2 separate regions of the Mus musculus genome follow, and region 2 is linked to region 1. A link is a loop called in an ENCODE intact Hi-C map of the cell type or tissue named here. Cell type or tissue: left cerebral cortex. All regions are shown on one strand. Links, peaks and the distances in the headings refer to the core of each region. The heading gives the core; the rest is flanking DNA.

Region 1 (12,378 bases), core at 301-8,300:
TGATTCTGCTATAATGGATTCACGTGGAAACATGGCTGTATATTTGGTTTTCAGTCTCTTCTCTCTAGAATAAAGGAAAGAACAAAAACCATAAAACTTTGAATAGCTAGGATAATTATCATAGCAATAAACATTTGATGCTACTGCAGTCTCATTATTGTCACAGCAATTTGTAACAAAATTCTAACAAAAATTACACAGGAAAACAGTTGCTTTTATAAAATCTATTTTTTCCCCTTTCTGTGATACTGGAAATCAAACCAAGTACCTTGTGCATGCCAGGTAAACACATACCACTATGCTACATGCCCAGCCCATTTTTCTTAGTTTTGTACAAAATGTCAGCAAGAGGCAAGTTTCAATGACACACGTTATCCTCTTACGGTATCAGTTCACTCTGCTGGGTCAAATGATGTCCTGCTTATGGGGCTGAATCTTCATTTGAGAGTAATTTAAATTGTGTGCCTTGTCTTCTAAGATAATGCCTTATTTTATGTTTTGTTAAACAACTTCCATGCTGACTGGATTTCTAGAATACTGCTTAGTCATCATTAGAAAAGAAGACTAGTCACAGAACTCAGCAGTTAGTTCTAACATGAGTCAGCATGTAATTGGAGTTGGTCATCTCCCCAAAAACTACTTGGCAAGACAAACACGATCCCTTTGTCTGTTGTGACACATCACCAAAAGCTTCTTACAGACTGAAGTACTAAACAGCAAATTCACATCTAGTTAACAGTTCCAAAATTATGAACTTGTTATCACACAGTAGTACCAGGAAAAGTTTTAATTTACATAACTATCAAGGCACTATAAAACAAAAGCTAGTCTAGAAACAAATATATTCAGGACTATCTTTACCTCTCACGAACATATATTTAGGGCTAGTTTCATGTCTTGGGCTTTTTTCAGTGAAGTATCAAGTTTAATTTTTCATAGTGATTGGTTCCTTATTTCCTATTTAAAAACATTCTTATTACACCTATTTAATTATGTGGGCAACATGGAGACGAAGACAGCTTTGTGGAATAAGTTCTCTTTTGACCATGTGGGTCCCTGGGTTAAAACTTGACCTGCAGGGAAAAATCTGTACTGAACACGGGGCCAGATGAGGGTATAAGACAGCCATTTAGCACACCTGTAATCCTGACACCAAGGCAAGGAGTTCAAGAGCAGCCTGGCCTGGGTGTGTAAGGCTCTTCTGGGAAACAACTGCATTAGTTCTTTCCAAAGAGCACAAAATACCTTGTGCTCTAGCACACTCTTGCAACACACACACACTCACCCCAAATTGTACATATTCCATCTTCTTGCTAGAGTCAATGCTCCAGGGATGGTTTTCCTAAGCCTTTCTGGCCAACAGCAACCCATAGGCTTTTCATTTTCTAGGCCCAACATCTGTTCTCCTCAGAATACTTCCTACTTCCTCCTCCTGGTGTCTCCCTGCCCCATCTTTGAACTTCTGTAACACTCATTTCATAACTTACCAATATTTGGTCCTGCACGGTTTCTCGATTTCATTGGTCTGTAACCTTTCACTAAATTGGGAGTCCAGAGAGAATTCCCCTCCTCTGGAATCTCCTCCTTACCTAGTAAACTGTAGGTACATATGCGATTAATTCTTAGTAAAACAACCCATATCAAGGCACTTCACATCTGGCACAAATATGCACCCAAGAAGATTTCGACTTTTTCTATGTTGTAATGCAGTTGCAATCCCGCCTATGGGGCTATGCAAAAAAAAAAAAAAAAAAAAAAAAAAAAAAAAACCGATCTGATAAGGTCGGTTGACCTGAACCAGCCAAGTTCAGTTATTTTCCAAAAGCAAGGCAAGCCTGAAATTACTTTCAGATTTTCCATCTGTCAAAAGCCACCAGAAATAAAAATCCTCAAGATTTCCAAGAGGGCTCTGGAAACAGAAACAAAAAGTTTAAAAATAAAAAATAAATGAGTCGCACACCTTTCCTTCCTGTCACTCCAAAAGGAGATCAGTCTGGCGTCCGGATGAAACAGACCTGGGTACTACTGCGGCTTCCCACTCCCGCTGGCAACACTCAGGCTTCCTACCAACCTGCACAGCAGCGTGGAGTAACGGGGTGTGCAGGAGCGTGCCCACCGCAGCCAGCAGGAAAGAGCCTCCCGGTCCGCTCCCCGAGCAGCACCGGGGTCTGCGCCAAGCCGACCGCCCGCAGCCGGCCCAGCTGATCGCGCCCACGTGACTCCCTCCAGCCAATCGCCCGGCGCAAGGCGGAGCGCGCGGCGGCGGCGGCGGGGCCTCCTCGGCACAACAAACACAGGCGGAACAGCTGGGCAGGCGCGGGCGACCGGGCGCTCGGCACCCGCAGGCTACCGGGCAGTGTTCCCCACGCCCAGGGTCCAGAGGGCAGCGTGATAGGGGCTAGCACCGACGAGGCGGGCACGGCCCACAGCCCAGACACCCGAGCACGAGTCGAGCCTCCGGAGCGGCGGGGCGGGCGGGGTGCGAGCGCGGCCCTGGAGCGCGGGCCCGCGGGCCGGCCCCGAATCGGAGCCCGGGCGCGCCCCCGACGCTGCGGCGGGGACGGCGGCTGTGGGGGCGGGGCGGCCTAGGAAGTGGGGGTGTCACGGAGAGAGCTGTCTGCGGACCGGCGGCCCAGGCGACAGGCGCCGAGGGCGGCGGGCGGGCGGGGGCCGCGGGTCGCTAAGGGGGTCGCGGCTGTTGTGGGCTCGCGGAGCGCTCCGCTGCGCGGCGGGGGCGGGTCGGCGGCGGCCGCCGCGCCACAGCCTCACAAAGAAGGACCGCCCGGCCCGGCCCCGCGGCCCCACGGCCCCACAGTCCTGAGAATTGCCCTGGTGGCCCGGCCAGGACCCTGGACGAGTGGAGAAGGGGAAGAGGCACTTCCTGCCTGGGCCCCCGCCCCGGGCCGCTCCCCGAAGGCTTCGAAGCCGCCGGCCCAAGGGCTTCGAGCCCCAGCCGACTCCGATCCCGGCGCCCACCGCCGTACTCACCGGCGTGCTGGGAATCGGCGCTGCCAGCAGCTCTTCGCTCCTCAGCTGGGTCGAAGCCCACCTCGGCCTCCCAAGTCTTCAGGTTTAGTCAGGCCTTGGCCCCGCCTCTCCTCGGTCGGGCCTCGGCGTCAATCACCGGGCGTGGCCCCGCCCTCCCTTCAGGCGGCTCTCCCGGTTGGCCCGCAGCGCCCTTCATTTCTAGGCTCCGCCCCTCTCCCTGGCACTCTGCCCCTTCCGCCGGGCCCCGCCCCTTCTCGGGCTCGCCCTCCCCCCACCCTTGCCCGCTTACACTCCGCCGCCCACCCCACCCCGAAGCCGCAGCGGATGGGCGGACTCCTCGCCGCTCGCCCCGCCTCTAATTCGACACCTTGCATCCTTACGGCCAATCAAGGAGGCTAAGTCTGCCTCCTCGGCCGAGGCGGCCAATGTAGTGAGAGTGAGGACCCGCCCCCCACTCCCAGCTGAGCGCACACAACACAGCATCCACGTGAGTCAGCTTCTTAAAGGAGACGCCTCAGCCTTGGTAATTGCGGCAGCTGGGACTCATTGCCCGTCATCGGCGTCACCTGCTGGCGGCTGAGGCCATAGCTTCCTGATAGCCAAGGAAGCCTAGAAGAAGCGAAAACAAGAGGCTGTTTTCTAGTCAACGCTGGTATTGAGGTTAAAGGGCTACCTAGGTTGAAATGCCCGTTTTACCATCCCATCAGGCCACTTTCTCTTGGCTTACACGAATTGCCTTAAACAAATCCCGAACTCTTTGTGTCTCGGTATATAGGAATTCATTGTAAACAAGGTTTTTTTCAGCGTGCTTGGTTCTATTTACAAACTTTCCAAGTTTTCTCTTCTCTTCCCTCTCTCTGTTTCTGTCTCTATCTCTTTGTTTTTCGAAACAGGGTTTCTGGACAGCCTGGAACTCACTCTGTAGACCAGGCTGGCCTCGAACTCAGAAATTCGCCTGCCTCTGCCTCCCAAGTGCTGGGCTTAAAGGCGTGTGCCACCACGCCCGGCCCAAGTTTTCTCTTGACCGTTGAAGTAATTCTCAAAAACTTAAGTCTTTTATGTGGAGATCAACTGTCTTGTTGAAAAAGACAGCTGTCCCCTTAGCCCTCCCTCACCATGTTTAAGATAAGTTGGAAAATTTTTGCCATTCCGTTGGCTTTCCCAGGTAATTAAATCTCTGTTGGCTGTCCATAAAGATGACAGAAATACCTCAAAATATTTCATGTATTAAATAAACATAAAATATATAAATTATACACATATATATATACTAGCACTTGAAATTTGTAGCATAGAATATGTGTTCTGACAAAACCCTGATACTTAACCCTAAATCCTTCAGTACTTTTCATTCATTTATAAAATAAAGAGTTACTGTGGCCTGGTTTTGTAGAACATGCCTTTAGTCTAGAGTGAGTTTCAGGACAACCAAAGCTACATAGTGTCTCGAGAAAACAAAACAAAACAAAAAGCTACTCTGACCATCAAAGATAAAAGACTATGTTTAGATTAAAGAGAATTTTGCTGGAGGAAAAAAAGCATTTTGGGGTATATTGGGAGATTCTTATAATCCCTTTATTTTTATTTAATACAAGACTGTTAAACTTAGAGCTGTGTACACTGGTCTATAGCTATTGTCATGACACTCTGGAAAGCCGAGGCAAGAGCATCAGGAATTGCTACAGTGACTGACACTGTCTTAAATCAAGGTACACATGTATTCCAGGAAAGAAAGTACAGTGCCTCATTTCCCCCCAGAATTTGGAAACAAGGCCAGTCTCATACATTTTAGGCAGTACTCCACCACTCAGTTCCATCGCCCTCCCTCTTTCTGAATACTAGATTGAGACACATTCCACCTTTAATGCCCATGTTTGTCTCCAGTTTTCCACTGTCCTGCTGCTGCTCCCGAATAGCTGGCTTACAGATTTGTGCCACCAACCCTAGCATGCTTTCCGAAGACTTCAGTTCTCTGCTGACAATTTCAAAATGGGGAAGGGTGGGGACACAGTGTACTTCTTCTAGTTTTCTTCTTCTTCTTTTTTAATTTAGCCACAATCAGTCATTTTTAATTTTAGTGTGTGTGTGTGTGTGTGTGTCTTCATATGTACATGTTGCTCTGAGTGCTGGAGGAGGCTGGGAAGGTTGTCCTATCATCTGGAGCTAGAGTTGCAGGCAGTTTCAAGCCATTCAACATGGATGTTAGTGATCTTGGAACTCCTGTCCTCTGTGAGAGCATCAAGTATTCTTAACCTCTGAGCCACCTCTCCATCTCTGATCATTCTTTAGTGCCAAATGTATTTTTATCCACAAATTATAGACTCGGGCACTTCAATCAGTCTCAGATGGTAATCTCTGTTCTTTTCCAATGTCAGAGGGACATTGGATGGATACAGAGAACTCTCTAGATCTTGAAACTCAGCCTGTCCTAAATGGAGCCTGTATCGCCTTTCAACAGCAGAGACGTTTCTTTAGGCCTTGCCTGTCACCACTTTCTTATGTCTAGTGGGCTATAATCCAACCCTGCCCTGTTCTTGCTTCCTACTGGCACCACCACCTCCTTTAACTCCTTAAGTTGCTGCAGATAAGCTGAACTGTTGGTATCTGTTAAATAAAAATTATAGGAAGCTTTGTTTGAAATTAAGCTACTCCACTAGTCCAGACTTTAAAAGGTGGCCAGAGGTGTGTATGTGTCACTCACACTACTGTTTCCACAACAATATTGCTTTGTTTTCCTCTGTTTGGGAGTAGGGGGTCCGAGGGGAGGGGGAGGGGAGTGGGTTTGGGGTACATGATGTGAAATTCACCAAAAAAGCCAATTTTTAAAAAAAAGGATTAATAATGCTACAATTGTACATTACCAAGCTAAACAAAGTTGGTTTTTTGACCCTCAGAAATTGGAGTTAGCTAGTTGGGTGGTTGTAGTGCATGCTGTTAATCCCAGCACTCGGGAGGCAGAGGCAGGCAGATCTCTGAGTTCAAGACCAGCCTGGTCTACAAAGCAAGTTCCAAGACAAGCCAGGGCTACACAGACAGAGAAAGCCTGTCTCAAAACAAAACAAAACAAAACAAAACAAAACAAAACAAAACAGAAAAAATAAAAAAGAATTGCTGCCAGATGTGGTAGCATAGCCTGTGCACCTGAGCTTGAAGCTGAGTTCTGGGCTAGTCTGAGACCCAGTCTCCAAGCAAATAAACTGGAGTCAGAGAGGCTAATTTCTGTTGAAATAATGATGAAGTTCCCTTTATCTTAATCAAAACATGAACAAAGGTAACCTGATATTAGGAAATGACTTAGTATTGGGTATTTTTTTTATAATGTATGGTTTTTGCTTTGTTTTGTAACCCCGAGGATCAAATCCATGGCCTCTGGATACGAGGCAAATGGGCTTCTAAGTTATCTGTTGGTTCTGTCTCCTGCCCACACCCTAGAAAGAAAGTAACTCATCTCATTTTTTATTTCTGCTTTTTGCAGTCTCTTCAGTTTTTTTTGTTTTTTGTTTTTTTAAGCGAAACTCTTTTCTTTTTTGATTCATCAGAGTACTCATTCTATTTTATGGAATGAGGTCTTTCCTGACCTAAAAATTAAAGCCATTTAAGCTCTTCAGGATGAATTTGTGTCCATTTGTCGTCTGTCAGGTTGATCTTTACAAATGATTGTAGTCTCACATTCAGTACCCTAGCTTATACCCCAGAAAACAGTAGCTCTAGCCCAGTTACCACATTTATTCACGTGTGTCCTTCCCCTTGGTTTGTGTTAATATCACATCCTTTCCCCCCATCCATCTTGCTGCCTGAAGCCAGGATGGAGCAGGCATTAGGGCTAAGAGCTGAGAAGAGTATTGATTCTGGGAGCTGTGTGCAGAACAGCCTGGACTGCTTCTTTGTTTTATTATTGTTTTGTTTTGTTTTGACTTCAGCGAATGAGAATAGACAAGTTCTTTTAGGGGTGATTGTCAGTTCACATAGCTATAACAAAAGTATTGCGCTGGAGATCAAGGTCAGAGGTTTGGCATTTGTCTAGCATATACGCACACAAAAGTGGGTGGTGAAACACACATACTGTTGACTTAAATGGCAAATATCTATTTCACACAATTATGTAGGTGGGAAAGGTCAGGTCAAGGTACTGGTAGACCTTATGTCAGGTGAGGACCTGTGTCTTAACTTATAGGCAGTCAGTTCGCATTATTCCCATAAGGTCTAGATATCTCATCTTTTCTTAGGTTACTAATTCCACCCATGAGGGCTCTCAATTACAAAGGGCCCCACCTCCCAATACTGTCAAATTGGGGCGACAAGAATATTCAGTCCGTGACAGGGACAAACATTTATTTAATAATCCTAAGTTAATAGTGACTAAAAATATTATTTACAGTTGTAGATCTGCCACTTTAATAAAAGCTGTCACAAAGGTGACATAAAATTCAACCACATCTTTAGACTGCACAGATCTATGAAGTACTCAAAATCATGGACCAAACATTTATTATTTAACTTTTATACTTGTGGCAAACTGTGTTCTTCTTGTTTAGCATTGTGAATATGTATAATTGGGTGTGCATATGATTAAAATAATAAGAAAGTAAATGTATAACATAATCTACCAATCTGAATAGAAAACCACCCAAATATTCCTTTGTAGCCAACCTCTCCTTCCTTTAGACCCCATACAAGGATACTTCAGAGCCAGACAGTGGGGGCATACACTTATATTTAATCCCAGTACTTGGGAGATGGAGGCAGGCAGATCTCTGTGAGTTCAAGGTCAGCCTGGTCTACAGAGTGAGTTTCAGGACAGCCAGGGCTACACAGAGAAACCCCATCTTGAAACAACAACAACCAAAGATACCCCAGGCTGTAGCCTGAAGCCCTTGAGCACTCTCATTTTTGTGACCTGCTGTTAACTTTGATAGTGTATCCCTCTCTAAACTGTACTATCACTTTGTTTCCAATAAAATTATCTTGATCATTTTTCTAATATGTATGTGTGAGCTGTTATTTTCAGTTCTTTGGATAAGAGGTAAAGAACACAAAACCTAGATCCCAAATATTGGTACACAATCAGTGTTAAATACTTAGCTAACATCCCTAGTCTAATTGCATGCTATGTAAGTATGGCTGTTATTTCTTATTTCTGTAACTCTTGATGATGAAGCAATCAGAGTTCCTATGTTTTCAGTTCTGTCCACAGAACAGAATGTTAAGTTTTCCTCAGAGTCTGTCAAGCACATGACTGATTGGTTTCTTGTGTGGTTCACCTTGAGTGGAATTCTGCCAGTAGTTTGATACAATTTTCATCATGAAATTGAAAAACAGGATATTCAGCTTCTTTCAAAAAACCCATCTGAACACAAAAAGTCAATAACAAAGTCCTACAGACATTTAAATATGAATTCTAGGGGCATGGTAGGGTAGGGGCATGGTAGGGAATGTCTAGTGTCCCAGCAAAGGTAGAGATTGGGAGTTTTGGACCAGCCTGGACTCTGAGTCTGTCTCAAAATAAAAACAAATCCTGGAACCATGGCTGTAGCTCAGCAGTTGAGTAATTGTCATGCATACTCAATTCCCAGAAAAGAAGATCCTGTCGGTGAGATTACTACACTTTAGTGACCATATTACCAGTGGCAGTAAAGAAAATGTACTTTGAAAAGAAATGAATTTCTCAGATACCACCAAGAAAAGCACCAGGCTAATCTATATGAACTGATTGATATTCCATGATATCTAAAACTATGTTTACAAGTGGAATCTGTATAGGATTATAAACATTGTCAGATCTGCTCTTTTGCAAAAAAGGCCACAATGTGCAATTCTATGTGTGCAGATGTCTAAATTATTCATATCCTTAACTTTGCCAATTAGAAAACTGTTATAATTACCATGGACATTTTAAAATTAATGTGTCCGTGGCTTTCATGGAGAAGAGGTTAAAATAAAATAAAAATATCAAGAAGCTGATGCAGCTTAGTAGAGAGCATTGACCTAGCACAGTAAAGGTTCTGGATTCTTAGACACACACACACACACACACACACACACACACACACACACACGCGCGCGCGCGCATATGTGCTCATGCACATGCACAAACACAAAATTTTCATGTGTGTTAAAAGCACCGCACAGTTAACATGGTTAAGGTTTAAGTAGCTGAAGTCCAATTTGAAGTAGCTGCTACATAAGAAAGATATTTTTAAAGTTATTTAAATTTTTTTAGATATTTATTTTATGTCTTAAGTGTTTTGTCTATATGCCTGGTACTGGTGGATATCAGAAGTGGGTGTCATATCCCCTGGAACTGGCTTTATGAATGGTTGTGAGTCAGTCACCATGTGGGTGCTGAGAATTGAACCTGAGTCCTTTGCAAAAGCAACAGTGCTCTTAACCACTAAGCTAAGTTATTCTTTAAATAGGTATAGATCACCTTTGCATCCCAAGATCCTGCCTCAGCTTCAGCCTCAGCTCTGGGATTACAGGTGTGTACATATACCTGGCAAAAGCAAATGTGTTGGTCCATATCAGGGGAGAATGGGATGGGTGGTTTGAGCTAGATTTAGGGAACTTAGAAGAAGCCAAGGCTGGCTGGCTCTATATGTCTTTTTCCTGACACACAGGCTTAAACTTCTGTACCATTCCTGCGGCAGCTCCGTGTTTGACTTCATCTGTATGACTTCCTTACCAGAAAAGAACTTCTTTCTCCTTCATGTTCCATTTTAGAAATGGTTCTGCTTGCTCTCATGTTTCAGAGACCAATCACCATAGCTATGGGTAAAGAGGCAGTATCCATGACTGACAGTCACCGTCCTCCATACTGTAACATTGGAGTTGAGAATGACATTTCCCGAAATGAAGGTGATTCTGCTCTGGACAGACAAAGCTATGTGTTCGTATTGCTGACTTTGTTGGAAGCTTCATGCTAGCATCTTTGAGAGATCCTAAGTCACTAATATGCCCTTAATCAAAGGCTCTGAAAGTCAGCAAACTGAAAACAATAAAGACAATATGAGAAACAGAGGCTGCAGATAACTAGAAGTGCCAGTGTAAGAAATTTGGCTGAACCAAAACATTTTACAGAAGTTTAATGACTTAATTATATATACAGCATATAGTTATATAAATTACATATATGCACATATAAAATATGTATACACACATATATAGTTTGTTATTTTTTTAATTTCAAAGATATGGGTCCTAGTACTCTGGGAGGCAAAGGCAAAAAGTCTCTAAGTACAAAGTCAATCTGTATTACATAATAAGGGCCGGTCGCAAACAACAAAAGCAGTCAATACAAAGGAGCTAAATTTGTTTTTCCCTTTTTCAGTGCTGGAGATTAAATCCAGGTAGGACCTTATATATACTCTACACCATGCTACACCTCTAGTCTTTTTGTTAGTTTCAGGCAGACAACGTCTTCTTACTTACCTAGGTTGGCATTGAACTTTAGACCCGTTTATAGAGTTCCTCCAAAGGCCTTTGTTTCCCCAAAGTTCATAATTATGTCAGTATTGTGAAAGAGGGGGCTCAACAGAGGGCTATTTATTCGTTTGTTTATTTCCCCTCTGTGCCTCTGTTCTCTGCCTTCACGGGCTTTGGAGGATGTGCATGCAGATGCTTCTTGGATGGGGATGTGGATAAAGAAAGAGAGCAATACAGCCCTTCAGAGATAGGCAAACAAACACTAAGCACACAGTGGAGTCCAACACCGATGCTTCTTTATCAAATCAGGAATAGCATTTTCTCTCCTCGGCACCATGCCCATTGTGCCCCACTGTGCTTCTGAGAAACCTCATGCTAGCTAACATGTACCAAGACCGACGGCTAGCTCTCCTCTGTCACAGCTCTGTCCCTGTCTCACTAGTGTAGCTTACTGTGTGCAGATGCCGGAGTGTGGATGGCCTTTGTCCCTCCTGGATGGGTCATCTGACGTCAAGGTGAACATGTCCCGGGCTTTTGCTGATGGGGCATCACATCCCTGTATACTGGCATGCGGTTGTTGCTCATTCCCCTTCTGTCTTCTCCTTTCTCCCTTCTCTCCCTCCCTCTCTACCCCCCCCCCCCATTTGTTTAGACTAGTACTCAATCATTGTGTTTACTTCCAAGAATTTATGGAGAAACACTAGGCTTTTCTTTTTCCTCTCTCTGTCTCTCTGTCTCTGTCTCTCTCTCTCTCTCTCTCTCTGTGTGGGGGGTGTGCCTTGAATGTAGAAAAGGCATACCTATGGTATGTAGTAATCTATATCATGTGAGCAAGTTGAAAAGGACAGGCAGTCTGCTAGTAAGGGCTGGGACATCTTAAGTAAAGCTCAGCTTGGTGACTCAAGCGCTTATCTCAGCACTTAGGAGGCAAAGATAAGAAGATTGCCAAGGGCTCTTGACAATCCTGAACTACAATTGTGAGATCCTGTGTAAAAAGAAAGAAAGAAAAAAAACCCCAAACTGGATTGGGTGTGGTGGTACACGCCTTTAATCCCAGGACTACGGAGGTAGAAGTAGGCAGACCTCTTGAGTCCAAGGCCAGCATAATCTAGAGAGTTCCAGACAGACAAGCCTACATAGGGTCAGGGGCCAGTCCCAGCAGTTGACAGATTTCCAAGAGAAAATAAGGAGTCTGCCAGGGATGAGTAAGTCAGATGCAATGTGTTTTTGACCTGGACTTTAAAAGCATGCCCAGGGGAATCTTGCTCTAACTGACTAGCAATCAGGTTGCTTCTTTATTTATACAGATTCACACAACAAAGACATACTCAGGATTTTCCAAGAAGTGCAGATGATGTCATTTTGTCTCCAGACATATGTTTGATTTTTCAATACATGTCTGTAGTTACAAGTTCTCTCACAATTAGAAAGTACAAATAGAACAGATCCCACTTTTATTATCAGCCCCATAACTCCAACTCAAAGAATCCAAAGAGTGTCTCTACCAAAGCAAACATATTCATTATATGACAACCTGCTTTTAGGCTGGCAGTGTTTGCAGTTTTAAAGTGCTCCAGACAAATAGAAACTATCTGAAGCGGTGTTTTTATGAGTAGCAAATATGAATTCTGAGCTCCTTCCACTTTCATCCTTTCATCATCTATGCTATTAAGTAGGAAGAGTTATTTTAGTCAATCTATCTTTTGTACTGAGTTCTGTTCCTCCAGGGGTGTGCCCTGTATGATCCCTATCTTTAAGTTACATTTTCAGAGAGCTCTAAGCATATTGTAAAAAGAGGCCTATGATCTGTTACCAGATCTCAAGGCCAGTTAAAGTGTGCCAACACTAAGTTTACGCTGTCTTACTCTGTAGACCAGGCTGGCCTCAGATTTGCAGAGACTTACTTACATCTGTCTCTCAAGTGCTGAGGTTAAAGGTAGCAACTTATTCCTTAAATGTGAAATTTCA
Region 2 (12,513 bases), core at 2,841-10,840, 1.2 Mb after region 1:
TTTATTTCATGTACGAGAGTACACTGTTGCTGTCTTCAGACACCAGAAGAGGGGCCATCAGATCCCATTACAGATGGCTGTGAGCCACCATGTGATTGCTGGGAACTGAACTCAGGACCTCTGGAAGAGCAATCGGTGCTTTTAGCTGCTGAACCTTCTCTTCAGCCCAAATAAAATTCTTTAAAAAACAAAAAACAAACATAAAAACAGACCTCTTTTAATATACCTATAATCCCACAGTTAAATCCTCTCTCTCAGAAGGTTGGGGGGAAATCAAAGAAAACTTTCCTAAAATATATTCACTTAATTGGGTGGTGGTAGCACACACCTTTAATACCAGCACTCAGGAGGCAGAGCCAAGTGGATCCCTTAGTTCAAGGCAGAGTGATCTACAGAACAAGTTCTAAAACCAGGGCTACACAGAAAAACAGTCAAATAAAATAAAATAATCTAAACCAAATCATTTACACACTAAAGTTTCTCAAAGTATAAAACAAAAATTGTTCCAAATATGCTTTACCACAGATTTGTTTTTAAGGGAAAAAAAGGTTAAACAGTATTATCAAACCCTTATTTGTCTCACCTTCAGACCTATCTCTAGAAGCAATACCTCCCACTTTAATGGTACTTAACTCTGGTGGTATATGTATTTCATAAGAGTGAAGAAGTATACACCCCATCAAATTACAAATATATCAAAATACATGACTTCAGGTTTCTGTACAACTTCATGGATCATTCACTGGTCTACAGCTAACGCTATTTAAAACACTCAACCCAGTGCTGGAGTAGGGAAGATAGAAAGAGCATGGGCTACTCAGTTCCACACCGGCCTGAGCCAATAAATAAACCCATCTCAGAAAAAAGAATGTTATTTGGAGCAGGGCTCAGGGTTAAAGCATTTATGTAGCAAGCTCAATTCCCCAGCATGCGCGCGCACACACACAAAAGTAAATCCAACTACACATATCTACCCACATTCAACATGGGAAGATCACCAGGTCCACCACAGATCGCATCAACCAAATCAGTAATTTGCATGACCAATGTGCCCTTTAGTAAAAGACAATGGCTTAATAATCATTGCCTGTATGCCTGTATATAAGTGCCCCAAGAGGCAAGGTATATCCTTTGTGCTCTAGCGATAGGCATTTGTGAGCCACCCAATGAGGGTGCTGAGATCCAAACTCAAGCCCTGTGACTAGGCCATAAGTGCTTACTCCCAATTCCTGTGTTACCTCACCACCCCCAAATCTAATGTTATAAGAACAATTCCACCCAAATAGTCCTGAATCCAGGTTGGCACTACTGATTCCAGCTCCATTCTAATACCATGCTCTCTAAACTTTACACACACTTTTCCTCCAGAAATCTCTTGCTTCTCTTAAGTTGGACTGTGGGGCTGGAGAGATGGCTCAGCGCTCTCCAGAAGGTCCTGAGTTCAAATCCCAGCAACCACATGGTGGCTCACAACCATCCGAAATGAGATCTGATGCCCTCTTCTGGTGTATCAAAAGTGTACTTACATGTAATAATAAATAAATCTTAAAAAAAAAAAGTTGGACTGCGCAGGACCAGTCAATCCTGAGCTGTCCATCTGTCAGTCAGTTATTCCCTCTAAAGAACGTAATACCGACTGTACATATAAAGCTTAAGGAATGAGAAAGGTTGTTGGTTCAAGAATCTGTAATGGGAGATCTGCATGAAGGCACTAGGAGTGAAAAGTCTTTACTAACGTCTTACTACTTTATTAAGACTGATTTCTTAGAGTAAAGAGATTTCCAACATGAGCTAAGCAAGAACCACCAAAAGCCCATCGGATCCAGGGCATCAGAAAGCCGAGGCAGCCACACACGTGTGATGTCAAAAAGCCACAAACTGAGGGCAAGGATTTAAAAAGCATAACCGGGCGGCTGGAGAGATGGCTCAGCGGTTAAGACCACTGAGTTCAACTCCCAGCAACCACATGGTGGCTCACAACCATCCCTAATGAGATCTGACGCCCTCTTCTGGAGTGTCTGAAGGCAGCTACAGTGTACTTACATATAATAATAAATAAATCTTTAAAAACATAATCATAACCAGACAAGCAGAGTCTGACTGGTCCTGTCAACAATTACACAACGGCTTTTCAGAATGAGACTGTAGAGAGTTTGCATAACACATGGAGGCCCAAACACACTCAGGGATACAACTAAAACATGAAGGTTTCAAAAACAGATCTGGGCGTGAGACACTCAGCAAACAGAGGCAGGCCAATCTCTGAGGCCCATATCGTCTACAAAGTGAGTTTCAAGGATGCCCAGGGCTGTTCCATAGGGAATCCTGTCTCAAAAAAAAAAAGTTTCACAGGAAAACTTATCCTCACCATTCCATTCTATCTCACGAAACACTATTAATAGCCTGCTAAATCTACTTCATGACCCACTAATGCATCAAACCAGCCTTAAAAACTGACCTTAGACACTGAAAATTATGTTCAATTATTAGTAAGTAGTTTTAAAGTCCATTTTTGACCCATTTTAATGGTATTTACTCTGGCATATGTATTTCATAGATAAGAGTGAAAATACATACATCTCATCAAGTCACAAATATATCAAAACAAATGTTCTTCTACCAATAGAACCTGATCTGTAACCTTTACCTTCTGTCTTAGGGCTTCTATTCCTGCATAAACATCATGACCAAGAGACAAGTGGGGGAGGAAAGGGTTTATTCAGCTTACACTTCCACATTGCTGTTCATCACCAAAGGAAGTCAGGACTGGAACTCAAGCAGGTCAGGAAGCAGGAGCTGATGCAGAGGCCATGGAGGGATGGTCCTTACTGGCTTGCTTCCCCTGGCTTGATCAGCCTGCTCTCTTATAGAACCCAAGACTACCAGCCCAGAGAAGGTACCACCCACAAGAAACCCTACCCCCTTGATCACTAATTGAGAAAATGCCTTACAGCTGGATCTCATGGAGGCATTTCCTCACATGAAATTCTTTTCTCTCTGATAACTCCATCTTGTGTCAAGTTGACACACAAAACCAGCCAGGACACCTTCCTTTGAAATATTAAGTACTTGAGACCTCCAGACTGTCAGGAATACAGCTGAATTGTTGTACTGTATCTCCAGAGAGGGTACTGAGGAGAGCTTAAACTTTTCCTAGCAATTTCACCAGTGTCTCAGTTGTGCTCTAATGCATTCTAATACCTAAAATGCCCATCCTTCAGTTAGGTCCTAGGCTGTGTTTATTCATGTTTCCACAAAGCATGTGGAAGTGAACTATGGTCCCAACATCAGACAGGGTCAGACTTCCAGGTTTTATTACCAGAGGATGAAGAAAAACAAGTTTGAGAGAAAGATAGTGGGTAGCAACAGGATCAATTTCTAGGTGGCTTAAATGTGTGGCTCTAGCCTGCTACTAGCATAACAGGTTCAATACAAACATAAACCAGAGAAGCGCTAAATCGATCATGGCATAAACTTCAAGGTATTATGATCATTCTAGAAACAGGAAAAAGCCTTTTAAACATTTATGAAACACCACTACAACCTATTATTCAAGAAACACAGTATAACTTTACCTTTCTCTACTGGTAGAGTACCAAACATTGTCCTTGTAGCAAATTGCCCATTCCTAAACCAAGGGCAGGACACTCAATATGACTTCATTCCATTCAATACAGCACTGCATGAGCACAGGAGTCCAGACAGAACAATAACCACTATGGACCAAGTCTCACCATAACAATCATTTATGTGTTATTACCTCATTTAATCCTAAGAGCTCTGGAAGCAAGATGTCTACGCTGGGCAGTGGTGGCGCACGCCTTTAATCCCAGCACTTGGGAGGCAGAGGCAGGCGGAGTTTGAGGCCAACCTGGTCTACAAAGTGAGTTCCAGGACAGCCAGCTATACAGAAAACAAACAAACAAACAAACAAACAAACACAAAAAAAAAAAAACAAAACACATATGCCACCAGAGTAAGTACCATTTAAGTGGGAGCCACTGCTTCTAGAAATAGGTCTGAAGGTGAGACAAATAAGGATTTGGGGGAAAAAAAAAGATAGTATGTCTACTAAATCCCATACCAAACCATACCAATGTACTGGGAACGTGGGCTTTATAATAACATCCATTTTATGTGTCACACTTTAAACACTTAAAAATGTAAAACAGGTTTAGTATGATGATCATCTGAATACTTAAAATACCAGGGCACACAATCCAGTGAGCCCCAAAGCGGAGTTTGAGCGGCTGCCACAAACTCTAAGCCACACACTACCTGGACCTGTAAGCCCACCCCAGCACCAAGCAGACCAGTTAAGTCTACCGCTGAACTGGAAAAATGCTGCTTCCGTGAGTCACATGCTCAGGATGGGAACTGACAGCTCTGCAGCCATCCATGATGAAGTGCAAGGGTAGGAGTTCACCGTGTAAGGGGCTAGGCTGGGATCCTAGTGCTACCGCTTGTTAGTGACCAACCATGCCGTTTAGCTTCCTGAGCCCTGACTGCTTTTCTAGCTCTGATTTTGTGGTACTATTGATTCAATCCAGGGTCTTTCATATGCTAGGCAAGTTTTCTATCTTTGAGCTACATCCCAGCCTAAGTCTGTTTACTAATTCCCAGACATTTAGTAGTTGCATAGCAGAAATGGCAACATATAGATAAAAAGAAAGTGAAACTTACTGGCACTTGAAAGCAGGGCTTGCTGGGGACTGCACCGGCACTCTGGGGATGCTAACCACTGGGCACATCCAATCCAGCACACCACTTGGGAACCAGGACTCGGGTCATCTTGTCACATAAAGTTGCTTTAATTTGAGGAGCTTTGTTGAAAAGTTAAAGTTGGGCTCCTTTAAAAATGGTTGTATCCCTACTGTATCACAGTGGATGAAAATCTCCAAACCGCTATTTTTGAAATTTGGATTTTGTTCTGGGACATAGAAGATTGGAAATGAGTATCTAATACTATCTGTTGAGGACAACCAAGAACTTCAAAGACACGAGTTCCGAGTCTAGTTCCTGTTGGCCTTTATTGAAATTGCTTGCTTTGACATACCTTGTGGACTAAGGACAAAAATACAAGATACTAATACCACTAGTAATTAGCACTTCACTTAAGGCGCTATACACTATTCTAAGTGATTATCCTCATGTTATAAGTAGGGAACAAAAAACACAATTATTACAGAGGCTGGACTCCTACTTTTACAGCCTGGCTACAAGCACTTAGCTAACTGCTCTCTCTGTATTTCTGAGTGTTAGTAAGTACTCTCACCACTTTACAGGACTGTTAAGTTAAAAAGAAAACTGTATAAAGTTAAAAAAAAAAGTGCAGCAGCTCTAATGCTGACAATTACATAACTTTCACAAATCTGATTATGTTTGACTTATAGGGCCTCATATCTGCTCTTTGTCACCAAGAAAAGCTGGAATCCGGTAAGTAGCTAACCACTGTCACACAGAGTATAGCAACTTAGATAAAATAAATTTATGTGAAAGTTTACTCTTGGGATGGGAAGGAGTAAGCTATCCCAACAACTTTAACATCAGTGACAGCAAAACGTCACATATTTTAGGATACCTTTTACACCGGTTCCAGATTTTTGCCTGCCGACTGCCTAACCACGTGCGTGCCGAGATCTAACCGGGTGAGTCAACAGTGAGCAGCATTTACCTGACAGCGAAAAGGATTCCCTAACTAAGCAGTTTCCCAACTACGAGAGAAAAAAAAAAAATCACCAGGACCTACATCATATGCCCTACTCTATTTCACTGTACCTCCGCTGAGAAAGAAGGGAACTTAGAAATGGAAAAGAGTTTGTGGGACGACGAATCCCACAACCTAGAGGCAGAAGGGAACACGTGTTGAACACGCATCCGAGCCGAGGGAAGGGGCTCCCGGAAGGAACTTAACCTAGACGTGCGCATTCCAAGTGCCCAAAGCAAAACCAATACCGGGGTCCGGGATGCGGAAGCGCGAGACGGTCCTAAAGTGCGCACCGGGTAGCTCTGATGGGGACCCAGGCCTGGGAAGTCTGAGGCCGCCCCCCGGGGGAGCAGAGGCTTCGATGAACATGGCGGCCCAGAAGCAGCCGGGGTGCAGACCTCGTGGAGACCGCGGGATCGGGCCGCACCCTCCCGCAGCCCCCCTCGGGCCAGGCCGCACTTTGCAGCCGCGGCGCCGGCCCAAGCGCGCCGCCGGCCCGGCTCCGCGCCTCCTCTCTCCCGGGACGCCCCGGGCCACGCGCGCCAGGGGTGCCACGCGCCTCGCCGCCCGGCCCGGGATGCCGCAGCCCGGCAGGAGGTCCCCGTCCCCGTCGCCGTCCCCGCTCATCCTACCTTGGCCTGCAGCCGTGCTGGCGCCCAGGCCAGGCAGGTGCAGGTACCGCTGAGGTGCGCGGAAGGCACGTACTCCTGGTGCAGCCGGTTGTTGGCGGTCTCCCATACTCGCAGCTGACCGTCACTAGAGGCTAAAGCGAAGTAGGCTTGACTGTCCGGCGAGAAGGCGCAGGGGACCCCCGCCGGGGCCAAGGGGTCGTAGCTACCGCCGCCTCCGGCCGCCATTGCTGCTCTGGCTCCGCGGCAGCCACGTGTTCGCCCGGGCGCAGGCGCACCGGCGCGGGGTGGGGCCTGCAGGGAGGAAGTGGGGCGGAGGGAACGCTGAGAGCCCAAGAAGTGGCTGGTCGTGACGCAGGCCAGCGTTTAGCCGGGCCCACCCTGTGGACGGTGGCTCAGTGGGGTCCTTCTTAACTTGTCCTGCGAAGGAAGCGCGAGGGGAAGTGATTTGCATACTACCGAGCCAGATCCTTCTTTTAAAACTACGTCCTATGAAACAACTAGACGAAATGTTTAAAAGAAATATTTACTTACATCTCCGAGATTGTAACAGCTGTTTCCATGTTTCTTTAGTCTCTTCGAGGACGTGGCCATGTACGTACAATAATTATCCAATCATAGTTCTATCAAAGTTAGAGTTGGGGCTTGAAGAAACAAGATGCCTCTTTTATCTGTGTTAACACACAGAGATACTATTGGACAAGAGAGGAGGTCAAGTTGGGTGTAAATAAAGAATCCGGGCGGTGGTGCCTCACGCCTTTAATCCCAGCACTTGGGAGGCAGAGGCAGGCGGATTTTTGAGTTCGAGGCCAGCCTGGTCTACAGAGTGAGTTCCAGGACAGCCAGGGCTATACAGAGAAACCCTGTCTCAAAAAACAAAAAACAACACACACACACACACACACACACACACAAAAGAAAAAAAAAAAAAAAGAAAAGAGAAACCAAACATATATTCCCATCTGGATGTGTGCCTTTTAATCCCAGCACTCTATCTGAGGCAGACGCAGGCACGGTCTAGAAACTGAATTCTATAACATCGAGGACTATAGGGAAACTGTCTCCAAAAGATAAATGATAGATAGATAGAAGAAATTTTTTCCTTATTTTATTGGTTCTTTTTTTTTAATTATTGGTTATTTTGTTTATTTAAATTTCAAATGTTACCCCCCCCCCGGGTTTCCTCTCCTAGAACCCCCATCCTACCCACCTCCCCCAGGCTGCTTCCTCACCCACATGCACACTCCCGCCCCACCACTCTAGCATTCCCCTACGCCGGGGCATCATGTCTTCACAGGACCAAGGGCCTCCACTCCCTTTGACGACAAACAAGGCCATCCTCTGCTACATATGCAGCTGGAGCCATGGGTCCCTCCTGTGTACTCTTTGGTTGATGGTTTAGTCTCTGGGAGCTCTGATGGTACTGGTTGGTTGATGTTGTTCTTCCAATGGGGCTGCAAGAGCCTCTCAGGAGACATCCATATCAGGCTCCTATCAGCAAGCACTTCCTGGCATCAGCAATAGTATTTAGGTTTGGTGGCTGTATATGGGATGGATCTCCAGGTGGGGCAGTCTCTGGAAGGCCTTTCCTTTAGTCTCTGCTCCACTCTTTGTCCATGTATTTCCTTTAAACAGGAGCAATTCTGGGTTAAAATTTTGAGAAGGGTTAATGGCCCCATCTCTCAACCAGGGACCGTGCCTAACCTCTGGATACAGGTTCTCTCTCCCCTTTGTTGGGTAATTCAGCTAAAGTCATCCCCCTTGGGTCCTGTAAACCTCTTGCTTTCCTAGCGTCTGGGACTTTCTGTTAGCTACCCATCCCCGTTGCTACATGCCTATGTTCAATTTCCTTACCCTCTATAGATCTCCCCTGCTCCTCCCACACCTGTTCCTGCACCCCCCCTCTTTTCCTCTTCCCCTCCTACATTCCTCCCAAGTCTCACTCACCCTCTACCTCCCATGATTATTTTGTTCCCCCTTCTAAGTAGGACTGAAGCATCCACACTTTGGTCTTCGTTCTTCTTGACCTTCATATGGTCTGTAAGTCATATCATGGGTATTCTGGGCTTTTTTCCTAATATCCACTTATCAATGAGTATATACCATGTGTGTTCTTTTGTGACTGTGTTACCTCACTCAGGGTGATATTTTCTAGTTCCAATCATTTGCCTGTGAATTTCATGAAGTCATTGTTTTTTAATGGCTGAGTAGTACTCCATTGTGTAAATGTACCATATTTTCTGTATCTTTTCCTCTCTTGAGGAACAACTGGGTTGTTTCCAGTTTCTTCTGGCTATAATAAATAAGGCTGCTATGAACATAGTGGAGCATATGTCCTTGTTATACGTTGGAGCATTTTTTGGGTATATGCCCAGGAGTGGTATAGCTGGGTCCTCAGGTAGTACTATTATTGAAAGACTCCGAGAGGAGCCCCTCGCTCAGGCCTCGGGACAATAGCGGACACATAAGAACTCACAAGAGAACAAACTTGATGCAAACCACATTAGGCTTTATTTGGGGAAAGCCAGAGCTCTGGGGACGACTCATATCCCACACAGGGGTAGAGGAGTCACCTCCACGGGAAAGAGGTCCCAGTTTTTATAGGCCCTCAGGGGAGAAAGGAAAAGGGAGAGTAGGAGATTTCCAGATCTAAACAATGTCTATCAATGGGTATGGGAGGGGTACAAGGAAAGAGTCTGGTGCAGGTGTAACAACTCCGGATTGGCCTGGCTGTGGTTGCTGGGGGAGATTTTTCCGACTCTTCCCCAGCAGCCAATATCACAAACACCTGGCAATGGGCTTCATCAGTGGGCACACACATGGGTTCAAAGAACAGTCAAAACATTGGCAGACACACGGGTTCAAGGAGTGGCCAGAGCATTGTGCACCTCTATTTTTCTAAATCAGTGAAGCTAGTTCTGCTAGCAATGAAATCTATCTTGCCAATTTCAGGGCTTCTGTGACCTTTTACATTCTGTCAGGATCTTTCACTATGTCCAATTTTCTGAGGAACTGCCAGACTGATTTCCAGAGTGGTTGTACCAACTTGCAATCCCACCAGCAATGAAGGAGTCTTCCTCTTTCTCCACATCCTCGACAGCATCTGCTGACACCTGAGTTTTTCTTATCTTAGCCATTCTCACTGGTAAGAGGTGGAATCTCGGGGTCATTTTGATTTGCATTTCCCTGATGACTAAGGATGTTGAACATTTCTTTAAATGCTTCTCAGCTATGTGTGATTCTTCAGCTGAGAATTCTGTTTAGCTCTGTACCCCTATTTTTTAATTGGGTTATTTGGTTCTTTGGAGTCTAATGTCTTGAGTTCTTTGTATATATTGGATATTAGCCTTCTATCAGATGTAGGGTTGGTAAAGATCTTTTCCCAAATGGTGGGTTGCTGTTTTGTCCTATTGACGGCGTCCTTTGCCTTACAGAAGCTTTGCAATTTTATGAGGTCCCATTTGTTGATTCTTGATCTTAGGGAATAAGCCATTGGTGTTCTGTTTAGCAAAATGTCCCCTGTGCCCGTATGTTCGAGACTTCTCCCCACTCTCTCTTCTATTAGATTCAGTGGATCTGGTTTTATATGGCGGTTCCTGAACCATGCGGACAAACAGAAGTATTGGTTACTTTCCTCCCTCCAGCAGAGCTTTCCACCCTCCCTTCTCTGGGAAGCTACAGTGAAGGTCTGAAAGACCTCCGATACAAAGTAAGAGTCCATCGTTAGGAAGCCCAACCTCCGATACAATGTAAGTGTCCATCTAGGAAGCCTAACCTCTGATACAATATAAGAGTCCATCATGTTAGCAAGTCCGTCCTCCATAACCTCACACTCACTGCCTCCCCTTTGATTTCTTGCCTTCAGTTTAGCATGTTCCTCATTTCCTCCACTTTCTGGCATCACAGTTCCTTGGGGCTTTTTTTCTTCCTCCATAAAGCTTAGCCACCATTCACGTGCTAGTGGTCAAATGTTTGTATGCCTCCAAACTTTGTCTCCCACCGCCCCCGAACTTAAATTTTCAATTCCGTATTCAGCATCTCCACATGGATATAGTGGTGAATTGAATAGTGTCACCAAAAAGCACGCGTCTGAGTTCTAATGCTGTTAACTGTAGGTGTGGCCTTAGGCTTTGCATATGTAATCTGGTTAAGAATCTCAAAATAATTTTATCTGAAGTAGTTCCTAAACCCAGTGACTAGCAGCCTTCTAAGGAAAAAAACAAAACAAAACAAACAAACAAACAAAAAAAAAAACAGATGCCTGGCAGTGGTGGTGCACGCCTTTAATCCCAGCACTTGGGAGGCAGAGGCAGTTAGATTTCAAGAGTTCAAGGCCAGCCTGGTCTACAAAGTGAGTTCCAGGACAGCCAGGGCTACACAGAGAAACCCTGTCTCAAAAAAAAAAAAAAAAAAAAAGGAAAACAACAACAAATCAGATGAACATTTACATGGGGGTTAGAGAGATGCACAATGAGTGTGAAGACAGCCAAAAACTGAATTCTAAACACACAAAGTGTGGTAGTAGTACATGCCTTTGAGTCTAGCAGCAATGGATGAATCCCTGTGAGTTTGCGACTTGTCTGGTCCAAATAGAGAATTCCAGGACAGCCAGAGATCCTATCTCAAAAACAAACAAATCTGAAAGAAATTGGAGAATCAGGGCTGGAGAGATGGCTCAGTGGTTAAGAGCACTGACTGCTCTTCCAGAGGTCCTGAGTTCAATTCCCAGCAACCACGTGGTGGCTCACAACCATGACACAGACAGTGTGCTCATATTAGATAGATAGATAGATAGATAGATAGATAGATAGATAGATAGATAGATAGATCTTTAGAAAAGAAAAGAAATGGAGACTCCTCCCCTAAGGGCTGGGCATGTAGCTCAGTATACAGCCAGTCCAGTACTGCCAAGAACTTGGTTCAGTCCTTGGCACTGCAAATAATATTTCATAATAAAATTCTTTCCTGGACTTTTTGAAGAGAGCATGGTCATATTAAGGCCTTGAACTCCTGTCGTCCAGCATGTGAGAGAACACATTTCTATTGTTATACTGTCATGCCTATGGTAGTCTATGGCAACAGCTCTAGGAAATGAACATAGATTTCCAATTAATTTTTCTTTTGGCGGGGGTGGGGGTGGGGTGAGTTGTTTTCACAGACAGGGTTTCTCTGTGTAGCCCTGGCTGTCCTGGAGTTCACTCTGTAGATCAGTCTGGCCTTGAACTCAGAAATCCACCTGCCTCTGCCACCCAAGTGCTGGGATTAAAGGCGTGCAAGCCACCACTGCCCAGCTTCCAATGGATTTTTTCAAAGTCAATACATCTAAGTCAATCCCCACTTTTGGAGGTGTTTACTATGTGGCAAAAAGTAAGTCTTTAAAACTGATAGATTGGGCTGGAGAGATGCCTCAGAGGTTAAGAGCACCAGCTGCTCTTCTAGAGGTCCTGAGTTCAATTCCTAGCAACCACTTGGTGGTTCTCAACTGTCTATACTGACATCTAATGCCTAATTCTGCCATGCAGGTGTACATACAGGCAGAATACTGTGTGTGTGTGTGTGTGTGTGTGTGTGTGTGTGTGTTTTAAAAAGATGGACTACAACAATCCCTAAAAAATAAGAAAAAAGGACTAGAAAAGTGGCTTAGTGGGTAAGATAACTTGCTGTTCTTGCAGAGGACCTGGGCTCAGTTGCCACTACCCACAAGATGTCTCACAACAGCCTGTAACTCCAGTTCCAGATGAACTGGTGCCATCCCTGTACTTCAAGGTCACCTGCAAGTATGATACATTTATATACATACAATCAAAACACCCATGTACACGAAATAAGGGAGAAGGCTGGGCATGGGGGGGCACACCTTTAAAATAAGGTACTGCATCACTGAAGTCAAACCAGAATTCATCCATCCTTCCTGTTTAAAAATTCTTTTATCATCATCATCTACTTTATGTGTATGAGTGTTTTGCCTGCATGAATATGTGCACCACTTATGTGTCTGCTACCCATTGAAACCAGAGGAGGAAGTTGGATCCCCTAGAACTGGGTTACAGACAGTTGTGAGGCACCATAAGGGTGCTGGGAGCTGAACTCAGGTCCCCTAGAAGATATACAAGTGCTTTAACCACTGAACCATCTCTCCAGGCCCCATTTCAATTTCTTTATCTGCTTTTTTTTTTT

The links. A loop is a pair of places that touch in the nucleus more often than their neighbours do. Peaks named below come from ENCODE experiments on the same cell type or tissue, not always from the same donor. Only the 100,000 strongest peaks of a DNase experiment are listed, where the experiment ranks them.
Region 2: a loop joins it to region 1, with 10 times the contacts of the local background. A loop is called at or near these places in 2 of 42 quality-filtered maps.

The regions. Positions count from the first base shown.
Region 1 is chr17:72,827,402-72,839,779 of GRCm38, reverse strand. It overlaps Ypel5 (yippee like 5), which reads right to left and starts at 3,152. Exons shown (of 3, transcript NM_027166.6): 1 at 2,989-3,152. In left cerebral cortex, for the core only: CTCF peaks have their summits at 1,426 and 3,559 (motif pointing left); DNase peaks (open chromatin) are centred at 1,420, 2,259, 2,492 and 3,320; H3K4me3 peaks cover 2,668 bases; H3K27ac peaks cover 1,889 bases.
Region 2 is chr17:71,610,312-71,622,824 of GRCm38, reverse strand. Wdr43 (WD repeat domain 43) reads right to left here and starts at 6,610. Exons shown (of 18, transcript NM_175639.1): 1 at 6,340-6,610. The coding sequence starts at 6,564. It overlaps Gm30091 (a long non-coding RNA gene), which reads left to right and starts at 9,441. Exons shown (of 3, transcript XR_385737.3): 1 at 9,441-9,481; 2 at 9,902-10,085. In left cerebral cortex, for the core only: no CTCF peak of the experiment used is centred there; DNase peaks (open chromatin) are centred at 5,981 and 6,676; H3K4me3 peaks cover 1,936 bases; H3K27ac peaks cover 589 bases.